2 separate regions of the Homo sapiens genome follow, and region 1 is linked to region 2. A link is an interaction called in ENCODE POLR2A ChIA-PET data of the cell type or tissue named here. Cell type or tissue: PC-9. All regions are shown on one strand. Links, peaks and the distances in the headings refer to the core of each region. The heading gives the core; the rest is flanking DNA.

Region 1 (5,419 bases), core at 1,699-4,198, 560 kb before region 2:
ATTTGACCTGTGTGCACGGAATCTTCTCCTTCCAGAATCGTTTAGTGGGGCTTGAAGCCCTCATGGACAAGTGACACACGAGGATCCTCATTGATGGATGTGAATTCCTCCACACTTCACTTTACTGCGTTCGTGACAGTCAACATTCTTCTACTAACTCAGTGCATTAAAAGAGAAAATAAAAGGGGGATTTTAGGACACATTTTATGTTGACAGCCTGCTCAGGAATCTCCCACCAGGAAGGTCAGAAGGGAGGCAGCAGGAAGTGTTGTGGCGGGTGGGTCACCTGCTGACACAAAACTGCTCCTGACACTGCACCAGACAAGACAGAATCCCCAACATCAAGATGTGGGCTTTGAGTCCAGCTGATTGCAGGCATCGACACGGAACAAGCCCATAGCAGTTGGCTGCTGCGGCGTATTAATAATTTTAAGTATCAGATGCAACCCACGTTTTAGATTTCCTTGATTCCTTGTCAGAAGACAATGATGGAGGCCACACAAGTGTGAGGTGACAGTGAAGGTGAGATACGGGATGAGGGACCCTTCCCACCACAGTGTCACCATCTTGTTTGGGGGAAGGACCTAGTAATGGAAACATGGAATTATGTTTTCTTCTCTACAAAGCAAATCGCACTACTTTGCAGAAAACAGTACTTGTCTAATGATAGCATTATAACCTCTATTGGCTTTAGTTTTTAGAATTAACCAATAGGCAATTCAATCATTAATTCAGGGTTTAATTAATGGGAGTCCGTGATAGATACAGAACAAAACTGAGTAGGCTAAGAACTGACAAATGAAAAGCCAGGGTGGGTGGGGGCTGGGGAGACGGAGGAGGAGGTGCGGTGCGGGAACATAATTTTCTTCACCTTACATAATAGGACATTAGAAAATGCGCCGGTATCATTGGTGGAACAAGAGGTGGAGGTTTCTGTATATTTTTAAAGATATTAAATTAATGAAACAAAAACTGTTGTTATAACTAAACAATTCTGGAAGGAAGATAAGGAAGGTAGGAGACGCTGTGAGCGAAATGATTCATCTTTGAGTGGGGAGGTAACCGACAAAACAGAGGCATGCCTGTGTTATTCCCGTCATGGTGGGACAGAAGAACCTCGGGACCAGACTGGAGGGTGGGGACAGTGGGAGACATTGAATTTTTTAAATATCACTCCTGATTGTTTGATTTTTAAAAACCATATGTGAATATGGTTCTCTCTCCCTCTTCCTGTCTCTGTCTCTCTCTTTCTGTCACACACCCAAACATCCTATGGATCTTACAAAATAAAAAGCAGCTGGTCTCCTTCAAAATCTGGCCTCTTGAAATGTGGAGCTGTGGGGATGGGGCGGCCAAGGGAGAGCACAGCAACACACCAGGTGTTAAAGTGGAGCCCCTCGAGACGGCTCTCTGATCCCAAAGGAAGCGTCAGAATGTCCCTTACCAACAAAGCATGCTAAAAGCCCGGGGTCAGAAGTTGCTTCTACTTCTGTCGTTCTGTGTGCATGTCTCCCGCTGTCGGAGGGCGGTGCCGAGTTCAGGGTCACGTGCAGGCCACTGGCACGTGCGAGCATGTTTCATGGCCCATGTGCAGCCACCCGTCTGCAAAGCCTTGGGAAAGGCTCTCTCTGATCCATCATGGTTGTTTGCTTTGTTTCTCTAAATAACAGCAGATTACCTCTGCACACACTTTTTTTTTTTTTTTTTTTTACTCTCAAAGTGTGTTTACAGCGCTTAGGCCATGTGAAGCCATCCCAAAGAGGCCAGCTGCACCTGGGGCGGGGCCAAGCAGGGAGAAGGCCGGGTCCAGAGGGCCCGGGAGTCTTCACACGGACGATGCTCAGGGAAACCGCGAGGCCCAACTTCTGCTTCAGGGACTGCAGCATCCCAGGGAAGAGGAGCCTGGTAGTGACAGCTGGAGGCAGGGAGGCCGTGACAAACTGTCCCAGTGACCCGGCAGGAGGCCATGAGCCAGCAGAGAGAGAGAGCTGCAGTGGAGGTAGAGAAGGAATCGGCTTTCTCCTGGGTCTGTGAACAGCATCGTAGCCGACTTCGCCTCCTCTAGGACCCGCCAGGCTGCCCGCCAGAGTGGTGCGTTTACAACTGCGGTTCCGGGGGCAGGTGTCGACGTGGGCCCAGGGCTGGCCTCGCACGCCCCTCGTCCCTGTGATGGTGACTGAGGTGTAGCTTGGACCGCAGAACCCCCATGCAAGACCTCAGCCAGGCCTGCAGCTGGGGCCAGTCCCACCGGCCCTGGGGTCTTCAGTCTGCCTTCTTGGACGATCTCCCCCATTCCACCAGCTGAAGGTTTTCAGAAGTTAAATTCAAAGTTGCTGGTGGTTTTGAGTCACTTTTTTTTTTTTCAATAGCGACTCTTGAGTGAAAATTAGGCTGTTATGTGGGTGGCTGTTAAGGGTGCTTCATTTCCACATCGGAGAGCTGCCCACACAGCAGATTTTAGTAGCACTTAAAGTGGGACCTGATTTTGCCTCTCAGCTGCTACATTAAAATAAAATGCCCTTAAGCTGATTATAAAGATACTAATTTAAATGCATGGATACCATTTCCTGGGAGGAGAAATGTCTTCATTGATTCTGAGACCTCATGTCCCCTAGGGGTGCATGCCACCTTCTAGCACTCTGTAGCAGAGATGGCTCAGCAGGGCAGAGGGGTGGATGCAGAGGGGCTCTGGGCAGTGAGTCCTGGCTCTGTTGTTGGCTTGCCATGTGGTTTCAGTGAGTCACTTATCTTGGTGCTTCAGCCTCTGTCCACGTGGGGACATTCACCCCGCTTGCTCACCTGACCAGGTTACCATGAAGACCGGATGAGTGACCCAGTGGCAAACCCTGGGCACCTGCTGAGCAGTCCTCTGTGAATCACCACTCCTCACCCTCCAGGTGGGCCGGGGCATGGCAGGGCAGCCACCATCACCGCATCAGACCAATTTGGTTCAACCTTTATGTAACGAAGTTGTGATGTTTTGCAGTTGCCATGGACACCCAGGTTGAAGGTCACATAACCTGAGCATGCCCAGATGAACCAAGCATGCACCCACGGGCAGAACTAAGTGCTCGGACCTAGGAGCAGGGACTGAATTAAGAAGCAGATGCCACACAGCAAGATCCAGGATCCAATCAGATTGAGCCCTGGCATCACCCCATCGCATGATCCAGTCAGATCACGCCTCCAGGCATCACATTATTGTAAGATCCAATCAGATCACACCTCATTACCCTATGCTTATAAAATCCAACCCAAACCCCAGCTTGTGGAGACAGATTTGAGTGTTTCCTCCTGTCTTCTTTTCAGTCGACTCACAATAAGCCTTTCTCACTGCAAAAAGCCAGTGCTTTCGTGTTTGGCTTTCTGTTGTATGGGTGCAAATGGACACAGTTTGGTTTGGTGACACCACTGCTCTTGCATTTGCCCCCATCCTGAATTTTCTTTGAGCTCCTTTGGAAGAAGTTCATGCCTTCGCCTCCCCTCATTCAGTCTGTTACAACAGTCTCCCAACTAATCTTGTTTCTCCTCATTTCACCTTCCAGGTAGTTGCCTGAGAGCTCTCTAGCATGCAGGTCTGAGCATGTGGCTCCCAACTTCAAAATCTTCAGTTTGGCATTCAAGACTGTCTTTGCTCTTCATCCCTGTGTGCAGGGGTTCTTTTCACCCTTCTATGTGAAGCCCGTGCAGCCCCCTCCTGGCAGGTGAAGGTACTCGATTCCTTGAGCAGGCAGGTGGAGGGGCTCGATCCCTTGACTTCCTCGCGGCACCATGAACAGCCGCCATTGTAAACTGCTTCCTCTGTGATATGGTTTGGATATTTGTCCCCACCAAACCTCATGTTGAAATGTGATCCCCAGCATTGGAGGTGAGGCCTGGTGGGAGGTATTAGGATCATCAGGGCAGACCCCTCATGAATGGCTTGGTGCCATCCTCTTGGTGATGAATGATTTGTCACTCTGTTAGTTCACACGAGAGCTGACTGTTGAAAAGAGTGTTGCACCCCTCCTCTCTCTCTTTGTCTCCCTTTCTCACCTCTGCTCCCCCTTTGCCTTCCACCATGATTAAAAGCTTCCTGAGGGCTTCCCCAGAAGTAGATGCTATTGCCACTCCTCTCGTACAGCCCGCAGAACCATGAGCCAAATAAATCTCTTTGCTTTATAAATTACCCAGCCTCGACTACTCCTTCATAGCAATGCAAAACAGATGAACATGCCATCATCCCGGATAGCTCTGATTACCCATCCCTCCCCACTAGGCCATGAGTTTCTGGAGAATAGAAGCCAACACCGACCCATCACAGTGTCCCTTGTAGGCACTCGGGTGTTTGTTGAGTGAATGAATACATGGGTGACTTAAGGTATCCTTTTTGTTGGGAATGTTCTTCTCTTTCTGCTGAGCTTTCTAGATTCAGCTAGCTGTAGGCCACATCCTCTGAGGAAGAATTCTTAGGAATTCCTTCAGGGAAATATGACTCCCTGTAGGTCCCTGGATAGACTTCTGTCTGAGCACACACACAAAGGTTTATTTCACTGAGTTGATTTTATGACCCTGGTGTTTCCCCTGCCAATTCCAGTTTCCATCCCATAGGATGAGACGCTATAAATTGGTGGGGGACAATTTTGATTTGGAGTCTTTTTGTCCCTAGGGAAGAGTCCTCCGTGGCTGCCTCTAACAAAGATGACCCCACACCACTATCCACAGAGGGCTGGGGACGGTGGATGCTGTGGTTTGAATATTTGTCCCTGCTAAAACTTGTGTTGAAATTTGATCTTCAGTGTTGAGAGGTGGAACCTTTGAGAGGTGATTGGATCATAAGGCTCTGCCCTCATGAATGGATTAACCCATTCGTGGATTGATGGAATCATGATGTGAACTGAAAAAGTCACAAAATCTATAAATTTAGAAAGGAGGGCTTTATTTCTAAAGGAGGGTATCACAAAATCTATAAATTTAGAAAGGAGGGCTTTATTTCTAAAGAAGGGTACCACGACCTGCAAGCAGAAAGTGGAGCCTCCAGCTGAACAGAAAAGCAATCCCTTTAGGGAGGAGGTTACGAGACAGGAATTTGTGCTGAAGGGGTGGGCTAAGTGTACCTATTCAGCAGGCTATAGGAGGAGCTATGAATATTCACAAGAGGGAGATGGGCACATGCATAGTAAGCCAGCATGTATGTTACACACGTCCCATGTTCCCTTTGTGATGGAGAGGGAGAAACCTTTAAATGTGTTACAGTTAGGCCCTATACGTCAAAAGGTGAAGCAGGGGCACGAAGACCCTCTGTGCGCAGCTCTGCAGACTGAACAGAACCATTCCATGGCCAGTGGTCTCTTATCAAAAAGGAATGCTGGTCTGGTGCTGTGTTAAAACTGCAGAATGGAGGGTGGGTATCAGGAGGCTGGTGGATATCAGCAGCAGA
Region 2 (4,624 bases), core at 332-2,831:
CCTAGAGCTACAATGTCCAATATGAGAGCCACCAGCTAGGCATGGCTATTTAGGTTTGCACAAAGTAAAATGAAATATAATTAATAGGCTGGGCACGGTGGCTCACGCCTGTAATCCCAGCACTTTGGGAGGCCGAGGTGGGTGGATCACCTGAGGTCAGGAGTTCAAGACCAGCCTGGCCAACATGATGAAACCCCATCTCTACTAAAAACACAAAAATTAGCTGGGCATGCTGGCACACGCCTATAATCCCAGCTACTCAGGAGGCTGAAGCAGAGAATTGCTTGAGCTCGGGAGGTGGAGGTTGCGGTGAGCCGAGATCATGCCATTGCACTCCAGCCTGGGCAACAAGAGCAAAACTCCATCTCAAAAAAAGAAAAAAAATAGAAATACAATTAATTCAGTTTCTTAGTCACCCTGGCCACATTTCAAGTGCTCAAGAACTACACGTGGCTCATGGCCGCTGTATTAGACAGTGAAGATCCAGAACACTTCCATGATTGCAGAATCAACACTTGGGTCCAGAGAGCAAGTGCTGTTGATGGGAGAGAGAGCATCAGATACAGCCTGGGGAAGCAATTGGCAAGGCCAGACCACCATGAGCACGGCACTGAGAGCCTGACAGCTAGACTGAATGGATTGAGGATCTTTGTCTCTTCTCCAGGGGCCACGCAGGCCTGAAGAACAGAGAGAAGCCACTGAAACAGATGCTTTCTCTAGACCTCGTCCGAAAATCTGGACCTCAGGACAGTGTGCGCCATCTCATCCTAAGACCAGCGGGGGCAGAACCAGTGACTGCACCATGGAATTAAAGCTGTTCTGCCTGGCATGAGTTCTAGAATAAACCTGCTTGGTGGGACACACGGAGGATTCACGCGGGGATTACAAGCAGGCTCTTACTTTGCAATTGGCATGTATCATTGGTCCTGGAAAGCCAATTATGAGCAGATTATTATAAATCAAATCCTATTCTTCCAGAAAAATGTTTCTGGTTATTACTGAGGAATGTTTGGTTTCCAGGAACCAAATTGACCTCAATTAAGTAAAGGGAGATAATTCTCAGAAGTTGGGGAAATTGTGTGAAAGCTGAGGGAGGCAGTTCTGCCCTGACTGGGCTGGAAGTGGACTCTGAAGGGCCAGGTGGCGCCCTATCCTTCCCATGTGCCCTCATTGCTGCTGTCTCGGCTGTGGATGTCATTCTTTTCTGTGCATACGGGCTTGTGTGGCTCCCGCATCAGCCCGCACGCCGTTCATCGTGGCTGACTCCAACGACTGGTTTCCATCCCCAGCCTCCCACGTTAGCTCCAGTGCCTGGGGCGCCCTCAGACCACAATCCAGTCTGAGGGAATCTGACCCGTCTGGTTTTATCTACACATCCAATCACTTGAGCCCGAGGGTAGATATATTCTAAGACTGGAAGGCACAGGTGCTCTCAAAAGGGGAGGAGGAGGAGGAGGAAATGGCGGCCTCTCTGGTATAGTTTGGCGTAAGTCAGAGCCGCCTTCGTGGTGTGGTTAGAAAAGAGAAAACAACTGGAAACTCTATGATCATTCACAGTGATCAAACTCAGCTGGAAATTCAAGATGTGAACCTAAATTTACAGTGTCCAAGTATCAAGAAAGTCTGCTACATAAAGAGCTTAATGAATATTTGTCCAACGAATGGACAAATATTTGTCCAATGAATGAATGGACCCACTGAATTTCAAAAGACACAAAGGGGTCTGGGCACAGTGGCTCAAACCTGTAATCCCAGCACTTTGGGAGGCCAAGGCGGGCAGATCACTTGAGGTCAGGAGTTCGAGACCAGCCTGGACAACATGGTGAAACCCTGTCTCTACTAAAAATACGAAAATTAGCTGGACATGGTAGCGCATGCCTATAGTCCCAGCTACTTGGGAGGTTGAGGCAGGAGAACTGCTTGAACCCAGGAGGTGGAGTTTGCAGTGAGCCGAGATGGACTCACTGCACTCCATCCTGGGCAGGAAAGTGAGGCTCTGTCAAAAAAAAAAAAAAAGACAAAGGGTAGAGGAATTTTATATCATATATTTGACTGTAAGAAGGAAAAAAACTCCTTCCTTCTGCACCTCAAATGGACATTAAGTTTCCGACATCTTTCTTTTGATGGACATTTACTGAAGACCCACCCTGCAGCTCACACAGCAATGAGGGCGTAGACACAGAACCCGCCTCCCAAAACTCCAAGTCCTGAGTGCAGTCTAGTGGGGAAGACAAAAGTAGTAACCACATTAAAGTATGTGCAAGTACCCCTAAAGATGAAGAAAATCTGAACGTGTATTTCCTCACTCTCTTGATAAATTTCACTATAGCAAATACAACATCAACAATCACTCCAAAGTATTTTAAGAGGCGCTTAATGTTATTTTGAAGAGAAAGATGATGTTTCTCCCATCCAATAGCATTTTAAATATGTTTTAAGTTAACAAAATAATTTGCTTGTTGATTAAAAGTTAAGTACAGAACAGCATAACTGATCATTATATCAGGACTGACTATACCAAGCAAACCAGGATCTTCTCCCCACTGAAGTGTCATGTAGGATCCCATGCCTACTTTAAGTCAGCACCGAGAGTCTGCATAGAATGGGATGCCAAATATCTGAAATCAGGACCTTACTGGAGACTGTGTGTGTGTGGTCTCTGTATTTCCGTGAGCTTGGTTTCTATGTGGGCACGGTGAGAAAACATCGTCGTCCATGAACCATGCAATCTCATGGGGTGACAAGACAGCACGCACACCTAAACACTAACAGTCCACCTTGTCAAAGGAGCAGAGACCAGACAAGACGAGATATGGCCAAGGTAACGAGCTCCCAGGAAGGCCAGAAGCAGTGCGGTTACTGGGGCTTCATGATTTGAGATGAGACAGATTTCTTTTTTTTTTTTTTTTTGAGATGGAGTCTCGCTCTGCCACCCAGGCTGGAATGCAGTGGTGCGATCTCGGCTCACCGCAACCTCCACCTCCCGGGTTCAAGCGATTCTCCTGCCTCAGCCTCCTGAGTAGCTGGGACTACAGGTGCGTGCCACCAGGCCCAGCTAATTTTTTGTTTCTTTTTAGTAGAGAGGGGGTTTCACCGTGTTAGCCAGGATGGTCTTGATCTCCTGACCTCGTGATCTGCCCGCCTCAGCCTCCCAAAGTGCTGGGATTTAGGCGTGAGCCACCACGCCCGGCCGAGATAAGACAAATTTCAATCATCAAAGATCTAAGCATGACGTCTAGGTGAGGGAAGCAGCACGCTGTTGATGCAGAAGCCGGGAAGCAGGGAAGGGGAGGGGCAGTGCAGTTACTGAGCCCCTACCAACATCAAGGCTTGCGCTAGGTTCTTTATAGTTTAACTGATAGTCTTACAACCATGACCCTGCAAAATCCTATATCCAACAACCCTACAAAATAACCGTTAGATCCAGCCTCAGAGACGTGGAAAGACTTAGCCAAGACTCCCTGGGTGGCTGCAATGAGAGCTAACATGTACCCTTACCAGGTGTGCGTTCCAGGCCAGGTGTGGTGGTTTAGGAAGGGTGGGTCCAGGGGCGCTCTCTGCCCCAGGTGCAGGCAATAAGGACACGCATTGTCTGCAGATCATGTTAAAACAATAATAAAACTGACTAAAAGTTGCTCTGCTTGTTATTATCATCATGCCCATCAATTCTAAACAGTGTCACTGATAAAATACTCCTCCCTGAAAAAGATCCCTTTGTTCTAAACAATTGCTGAGGTTATGATGGTGTTTTAATAATACATATGTGAACTTCAGGTTTTTATTAGTTGTCCTTTCATAAACATATTCCGCACCTAAATTAATTCAGAGAACTCCTGGTTCCACAGCTGGCCTCTGATTCACACAGATTTGGCTACGTGTTCATTGGGAAAGTGTCCAAAGTTTTTTCAGTCCTTCAGCTGGCGGGCCAACTTGTTCCGGTTCACCCAGGACTTTTCTGATTTTAGCACTGAAAGTCCCAGACCAACAACTGACCACCTCACCTTTGCGCCCAAAACAGGAGCAAGACATATCTCCAACTCTCATGACATTTGCAAGAAACAGTACCACTGTGATTGTGAAGGCAAAGAGGCAGCATTTAACCAGTTAAATTCCATCATTACACATGGGATTTTGGTGTTGAAAATTTAAACAGTGAAAATGTTAACTGCAAGATGGAATATTTTTGTTTGATACATGCAAACAAAATTTATTGTTTTAATTTATACACAAAATGTTTAACTTAGTTTGAATAATATCTTTAAAATTGAAGTTTCTTCTTTTAAAATTTTTTGTTTTACACCTGAAGAACACAACAGGAAAATCATGACTGCCTATTTTTACACAGGTTATCACAGAAAGTAATCCTATTGTATTGCGATGGTTCATACTGAGTGTCAACTTGATTGAACTGACAGTATTGATCCTGGGTGTGTCTGTGAGGGTGTTGCCAAAAGAGATTAACATTTGAGTCAGTGGGCTGGGGAAGGCAGATCCACCCTTAATCTGGTGGGCACCACCTAATCAGCTGCCAGCGGATATAAAGCAGGCAGAAAAACATGAAAAGGAGAGTCAGGCCTGGCCTCCCAGCTTCCATCTTTCTCCTGTGCTGGATGCTTCCTGGACT

What was found. Peaks named below come from ENCODE experiments on the same cell type or tissue, not always from the same donor. Only the 100,000 strongest peaks of a DNase experiment are listed, where the experiment ranks them.
Region 1: POLR2A ChIA-PET joins it to region 2 with 5 read pairs; 2 of 35 experiments call an interaction of 5 or more read pairs at or near these places.

Annotation. Positions count from the first base shown.
Region 1 is chr2:11,020,537-11,025,955 of GRCh38, reverse strand. No RefSeq gene overlaps it. Among named protein-coding and RNA genes, the nearest start is that of FLJ33534, 110 kb to the left of the region's middle. In PC-9, for the core only: no CTCF peak of the experiment used is centred there; a DNase peak (open chromatin) is centred at 2,885; H3K27ac peaks cover 1,420 bases.
Region 2 is chr2:10,457,264-10,461,887 of GRCh38, reverse strand. No RefSeq gene overlaps it. Among named protein-coding and RNA genes, the nearest start is that of ODC1-DT, 9.8 kb to the right of the region's middle. RefSeq lists enhancers at 742-1,241, 1,242-1,743. In PC-9, for the core only: no CTCF peak of the experiment used is centred there; a DNase peak (open chromatin) is centred at 1,377.